Linked DNA regions of Homo sapiens: region 1 is linked to region 2. The links are chromatin contacts, found by Hi-C or POLR2A ChIA-PET in ENCODE. All regions are on one chromosome and are shown on one strand. The core of a region is the stretch at or near the end of the contact, and the rest is flanking DNA. Distances in the headings are between cores, read along the strand shown.

Evidence for each region. A loop is a pair of places that touch in the nucleus more often than their neighbours do. ChIA-PET counts read pairs that join two places held with the same protein, here RNA polymerase II (POLR2A). Pooled maps may share reads with other maps.
Region 1: a map of B cell shows a loop between it and region 2 (2.8-fold over the local background). The contact joins the promoter of BLTP1 here to the enhancer-like site in region 2. A Hi-C loop is called at or near these places in 1 of 168 maps with a recorded cell type or tissue (B cell), 3 of 37 single-sample maps with no recorded cell type and 4 of 50 pooled maps. POLR2A ChIA-PET finds 5 or more read pairs at or near these places in 2 of 52 experiments (Caco-2 and IMR-90).

The regions. Positions count from the first base shown.
Region 1 is chr4:122,150,441-122,154,098 of GRCh38, reverse strand. BLTP1 (bridge-like lipid transfer protein family member 1) reads right to left here and starts at 1,768. Exons shown (of 88, transcript NM_001384125.1): 1 at 1,515-1,768; 2 at 1-74. RefSeq lists silencers at 1,514-1,593, 1,664-1,853 and an enhancer at 1,676-2,477.
Region 2 is chr4:121,976,378-121,980,035 of GRCh38, reverse strand. LOC102724158 (a long non-coding RNA gene) reads right to left here. Exons shown (of 3, transcript XR_427598.4): 2 at 939-1,011. Among named protein-coding and RNA genes, the nearest start is that of TRPC3, 26 kb to the right of the region's middle. RefSeq lists an enhancer at 1,825-1,874. Within about 2 kb of position 2,040, at least 3 of the 41 ENCODE cell types and tissues checked have a DNase peak (open chromatin) inside an H3K27ac peak, as active enhancers do.

The DNA of each region.
Region 1 (3,658 bases), core at 519-3,018, 170 kb before region 2:
AGAGTTTGCAACGTTCTGTTTTTCCTTCTACTTTTCTTCAGATAGCCTTTCTGCAGTGTTTCATCTTAACAAACCTGAAAAGTATGGCATTTTAACTAATTATACAAGGTATTCTGGCTTTACGAGCAGCATAACCATTTCTGATTATATGATTTCGTTACTTAATCATGCACAAACAGGACGAAACTCTTTTAGTCCAATATTACGTTTCCTTGTTTAAAGTTTCCAAACAACAAATACTCCTAAGTATAAAATAAAACTACAACTTCCAAACTGAAGCCTTCCAAAGACTCCAAAACCACTGTACTTAAGAGCATGAGTTTGGTAATCAAAGGTCCTAGAGATCAAATCCTATGTTTAAAACATAACTCAAAATGCACATTGAGAAAGTTTCTCTCAAACTGTTGGGTCCTTGCCGGCAAGAACAGTGCCATAATGTCCTTCCTGGCATACTTTTTATCAAATGAAAATCTTGCAAAATCACAGGGTGCTTGGGAGTTGGTATGGCATACTGACTAAGGGACTGCAAACGAGTCAGATTACCTGGTTTCAGTCACAGCTCTGACTTTGAACATGTTACTTTGTAGGTCTATTCTGTTCTTTCATCTAGAAAATGGGAATAGTAGACTTTACATTATAGGATTGTTTTGATGATTAAATGTGATAATATATGCACATAATTATATGTACCACTCAATAGTTACAAAGTATTCTGGTTATTCATCTATTTTTATACTTTGTATATTTAACTTGGAATAAAACAACTTCATTGCTATGCACAGGGTGAAAGCAGAAACCACTAAACCGGTTGAAACTTACAGGCGCTTAGACAGTTATAAAGCCCATGATTTCCTTAAAAAGGAAATTCACATGAACTTTTACCTTTAACAAACGTCAACACTAAGGCCAACAGGAAGGTAAAAAAAAAAAAAAAAAAAACGACAACAACTAATACTCTCCGGAAGAAAAATCAACTTCTCTTCACCTTCCTTTGACCAATAGGAAATTCTGCTGAAACGTAGTCTTCTAGAGTGCAGTGCAGCAAGCACCAATTCAGAATACAAAACACATCAATCCCAGAGAAGAAAGCGGGGGTTGTTCCAAGGCTTCCCCGCCCTCGGTCAACCGACCCTATATTAAGCAGCATGGGGTCTACTACAACCCAGTGCAGCTGGCAAGGCTGCAGTCCGAGCCTGCGGGTGCACGGTCCTTCCTGCCGAGTCCACACACCAGCAAGTGGAGCGCCTTACCATCACCCGCAGGAACTGCTCCTGTATCAAAGTCCCCAGCCATCCGACTGCCATGGCCCTTCCAGACTTTGCCACTGACCTCCAACCCTCGGTTTATAGGTGCCAGGGCTGTAGGTAAGGATGGCAAAGGAATATGAAGGAGTCGCCGCCGCAGGCAGCCACTACTAAGCCAAAGCTCTCAGACTCCGACCAGGTTGAGTTCCAGAGACACTGGAAAAAGGGGCTGACGACCTCAACCCCGTCTGGCCCGGCCCATCCCCTCACCTGGGCGAGTGCCGAGGCAGCCCGAAATCCCTCTGGCCTCTCTCCGGGGAACGCCGAGGGCCTTGGGCGGCGGCAGGGGCGGCGACGGCAGCAGCACCGAGCCGGATGCAGCCTGCGAAGCTCTGCCGGTGCCCACACCCTTTAGCCCCGCCGCCCGGGGCCGCCGCCCAGGTCCAGACCCTGGCCGCAGCCACCGACACCCAAGGGGGCGGAGGAGGAGGGGAGGGGTCCCAACCGAGGCCGGGCGGCACTGCGCCTGCGTCAGGCAGCAACGTCACACGCCAGCGTCGCCGGCGCCTCGAGGTGCGCCACTCAAGCCCTGCCCAGGAATCCGGCGGCGTCCCGCCCTGTTTCCTCCTCTCTGGGCTGCAGAAGGAGCCAGAACCCTGAATTTGAAAATCACTTTGCTACCCTAACAACCCAAAGGAAAAGTTAGTGCCTTCCTGATAGCAGGAGACAGATAAGCCCACTTAGGAGACGGAGGCTAACGAAAAAGGAGCATCGGATGGGTGTATGACGTGAAATGAGTCCTTAAGAAATAGAGATGCTGTTATGACATGATCAATAAGAGAGCTCGATTGTGTGAAGTGCTGCCACGCTGAATCTCTCAACTAAGTCTATTATTATGCTGATGATATTAATGAAAAGTAATTTGCTGCTCCTCTTTTTAAAGAGAAAGGCTCTTAATATTATTTAGCGGGTGAACCAAGGCAAACGACTTCTTGGAATTAGAGGAATGTCGCAGATATTTATTTGTCTGCGCTATATACTAGCAATAGTAAACAGTGTTTAGCAGGGCTTATTGACTAATCCTTCCAAAATCCTGTGAGGCTATTCTCATCCCCGTTTATCTCCATTTCACAAATTGAAAAACTAAGACACTGAGAGGTTAAATAACTTGCTAGAGAACCAGGGTTTGGACCCAAGAAATGTGGCTCCAAAGTATTACTGTATACTGCCTCTGAAGTTCCAAATGTCTAAATCTCTAGTTCTGACTTCTTTCCGGAGCTGAGGTACTTACTACAACCTTAATATTTCCACATGGCTGTTCCACTCTCACCTCAAAAGGAACAGATATGAAACCAAATTTAAGATAATGCCAGAAAACACACGAGGTACAACAATTAACTGTTATTGCATATAAGGAAATAGAGGCCCAGACAGAAGTGGTTTATGGAAGGACTGGATGAAAACCAAAAGGAGAAAAGCATGCACTGTCTTAGTTACTTCCTTCTGCTACCTGGACACTGGTACTGGCCTTATGTCAATTAACTCTTTAGAGTTTATTTCTGCCCCTCTACAAAGAAATTAATTTCAGTTGTCTTTTTCAACATCTGGAAGATTTCTAGTCAATCTTTGTTTTGTAATAAGGGAACCACCACAAGGATTCAAATTTGCTACAGCCAAACTTCGGATTTTGCCCAAGAAGGACATTGTGCAAGTACAAGTTCTCTGGACTAGAAATTACCTAGAGATGGTTCAAGTTCCCCAAATCAAAAACTAAACTGAAACTAAGTTGCACTGTAGCAGAGGGGAGAGGAGAGAAGGAAGTTCACTATGGCCTTTCTGTAACCGTGTGAGGGGACTGTGGGAATCTGGAAGTTTCTGCCTCTACTTCCTTTCCATCCCTGTGATCAAGAGTCACCCTGTAACTACAGCTATGCATTAGGCGACATTGTATAAATGAATTATTTATTTTAGAAGCCTCTATTCTAAAGGCCTTTAGTCTTGTGAAAATAATTATGCTCTTTGACATTTCATATGGCTCACTAAATTTGCATGGCAAGGCTTACTGCCTTCTCCAGTCTCCCACCTATTTTTCATTTTTCTCTAGCATGCCGTTAAAGTAAGGATGCCAAAGAAACTGTCTCCATTGAATCCAAGAAGAATTTCTCTAATGATGAAAGCCTTCAAGTGATTTTTTATATCTTACTTTTTATTTGAAATAATTATAAATTCACAGGAAGTTGCAAAGATAGTTCAGAGTGGTCTCATGTACTCTTCACCCAGTTTCCCCCATAGTTACATCTTGTATAATTATAGTACAGTAAGAAAACCAGGAATCTGACATTAGTACAATGTCTGTATGTAGCTCTATGTCATTTTATCGTGTGTAATTCCATGTGACTATCACTACAAACAAT
Region 2 (3,658 bases), core at 791-3,290:
CACAATATCTCATTGCTACTAAATGCTTTTCATTTTTATTATATATTACTACTTGCTCTGTATTAAATGCCCCCTTTCCTTTAGTGGGGCTGTGCAGGATTTGCTATGCAGTAAAATATAATGCAAATATTCCAGATTATCCTTCGAGGATTAACTAGTCATTCTAATTACTATGTGCCACAAAAACTGGACCTCTAGGTTGGATTACACAAAGCAATGTAAATCTGGGAAAATAAATGATCACTGTGGTTCACGTCTGTGATCCCAGCACTTTGGGAGGATGGGATGGGAGGATTGCTTGAGCCCAGGAGTTTGAGACCAGCCTGAGCAACATGGCAAAACCCTGTTTCCACCAAAAGTACAAAAAAATAGCCAAGCATGGTGGCACCTGCCTGTAGTCCCAGCTACTCAGGAGACTGAGGTGGGAGAATTGCTTGAACCTGGGAGGTGGGGGTTACAGTGAACTGAGATTGCACCACTGCACTCCAGCCTGGGTGACAGAGAGAAACCCTGTCTCAAACAAACAAACAACAACAAAAGATCTGTTAAACAGCCAAGGTCAAAATTAAGAAGTCATTGCTAGCCTTTCCCTGAGAAAGAAGTTGTGGACCTTGAGGATCCCTCCATAGTCGTCAGTGATATTCTCAAAGCCAACAACATGGAAGGGGATGAGTAATTTAAAATCTGCTTAGAATCTCTGGAACTGAGATTTCCCTCTAATTTTATGCCCAACTCTTGAGTCAAATATTAAATGAGTGAACCAAACAGCCCTCAGGAGTAGACACCCTTCCCTCTACTTTTTTCTCTGAAGATCTGTTTATTTTCCAACTAACCAAGAATAAGACAGTTCTCCTACAACAACAGCTTTAATATTATATCACTGCTTGGGAGTTTTCCCATCTAAGGTCTTTTACTTAGAATCTGTTCCTGATACTTACCTCACAGGTATTTATGGAGTAAATATATGATCATGACACTAGGCCCTATGATAAAGCTTCTACGGTCTTCCCTCTGGAAGAGAAGATAATGAAGTTATTCATTTAAAAACACTACTTTAAGGGGTATTGTTACCTTTTTATCATCAAGAAAGCTTTTGGCATCCATTCCTTAAGGAACACATTCACAATTCCATCTCTTTACTAATAAAGGGAATTATGTTTTGGAGTCAAGTTCCAGGCACAGTTTTCTTGCTTAGAAAATGAATGCACTCCAGTCAAAAAAACAAATTCTGAAAAACTGTAAAAAATATTTCTTCAGTTCTTGGCTCTGACTCACTTCTGGTAGGTTCTGATAGTGAGTTGAGAGGGCCATGAAGGTGCAAGGGGCCCCCAAAATTCTTCTCTTTCTATTACCATCACTGGGATGCACAATGCACTTCATCAAAAGCAGTACTACTGTTAACCCCATGAGAGAAAGGAGTCTGTTCCAGGCAAATTCTTTTTACATGTAACACTTATCACTTTTTTGTGTGTGTGTTTCATTTTGCTACAATGTACTCCCAAAATAGTCTGCAAGTTGGGAATCATTTCACCAGAAAGATGGTTAAGTGGAAAATGTAACATGATGTGAAAAAATTATCAACCTCTGGGACTAGATTTTGTGACAATGATGCAGTTTCTGTTAATCATGCCATATTCACATCCGATCAGTTATCAACTCTTGTCAAGTTCACCTCCAGAAATTCTCTATAGTCTATCACCACAACCCTAATTCAGGCCCCCACTTCCTTTCCTGTGTTCTATTGCTGTGGGCTCTAACTTGGTCTCCCCACTCGCTATCTTTCTCTATTCTAGTCCATCCTGATTTTAATCATCTTGAGGCCAATTTAAATCATATCATTGACATGGTAAAATCCTTTAATTGTTCACCTTTACCTATAGTGTAAGATTCGAACCTCTTCAGAGGCATTCACAACTCTTTTCCACCTAGACATGTCTCTTTCCAAATGTCCTCACCCCTCTCATTCTCACATACCCTGAATAGCCACTCTGCACTTCCTGCCCCTCTGCCTTTGCACTTTCAGTTCCCTTTAATGAAAACATCCTCCCCACTGCAAGTATAAATTCTATCTTTCTCTCACAATTCAAATCAGATGCCACCTTCATCCACAGTCTCTCTCATATCCTGTGTGCCAACAGAACTGGTCTATCCCACTTCCCCAGCTTGGGTGGCAGAAAGAACTATTTTCTCTGTAAATTCAGCTTGAATCACTCTGAGCTCTACATCACATAAATGCAGAACGGCCTTCTCACTGGAGAGTCCTCTCTCCATGGTAACTCCAGCGCCCTCAGGCATGCTTTCTCAGTCCTAGTGGACAATATAATTACTCTTATCTCCAGGAGGAGAGAGAGAGAGAGAGAGAGAGAGATTGAGAGAGGGAGAGAGAGAGAGAAGGAGAGAGAGAGAGAGAAGCTAGCTCCATCCACCGAGGGGCCCTTTCCTACCACTTTTATCACTCTCATTTTCACACTATAGTGTTGGGAAAACACTGGGGATCTGACATGCCTGTGCTTCGCCTCGTGTCCAGCACTTGAGAACCTTGTCTTCCTGCACGTCTACTACCAAAATCTGGCAACTTGCCATCCAGGGCACTCCTTGTGCTCTGAAGAAACACCCTTGGGCCATGTAGGGTTACCACTGCTGTTGCACTGGCCGTCCTTTCCTCCATGGGAGGGGGAAAGGAGAAGCTTCTCTACCTGCTGGCACAGGCAGCTGCCCTCATCCCCACCACTCACAATGTTGCCGTTCTTCACTTAAAAGGTTCCTCAAGTCTGTAGCATACCCATGGAGCCTTGACAACCCAAGGCATTGTGAGCAGTGTGCAAATAGCTCACTCCTGAGGGATTTCTTCTCAGCCTGTGTTGTAGGTGGAGCCCTCCATGCCATGTCACTCCATCCCTCACTGTCTGACTCGCATCCCCTTCCCAAGATCAAAGCTTCACATCACCATCAATTCCATTAAATGTGCCTTCCAAGTAATCATCTGAGTCCTTGGGACACATACCAGTTAAAGTGCCTTTAGTTGTATTTAAAAAAAAAACTCAAACTACATTAAGCAATAATGAAATTTGCTGGATGACATGATGTAACTAGAAACTTAGAGGTAGCACAGGCTCGAGGATGGCTTAATGCAGTAGCAAGCCCTATTTCTTTGTGATTCTTGGCTCTGTCTTCCTCTTTGTATCAACTTCATCCTCAAGGACAAAGGCGACCAGAGTAGCCTTAGTGTCTGAACCTACTGCCCACACATGACACATCCAGGAGAAGAGTGACAGGGTTGCTTCTGCATGCATTCCTGGAGTAGGAGGCAAAAAGATACCTCGAACCCCAGCAACATTTCCTCAGTGGCTGAAATGGAGACTCCCATTCCTGAGCCAATCCCTGACAAGGGGGAGAAAGCTTACCAACCAGACCCGTCCACTGGGAGTCACTTGGGCTTTCCATAGAGGGGTGTACACCTGAACAAAATTGGGTTGATAGAAATCACAAAAAAGAATGCTGAGCAGGCTATCACCACAACCACTAGAGAGGGATTTCATCTGTGCCTCAAAATAGCTGCCTTCTTTCTGAAGTGGTGATATAGAAAACCTCTCATATACATTGATTAAAATCTTAGATACAGCAATATTACCCATTTTTTTAAAAAGCTTTTAGAATC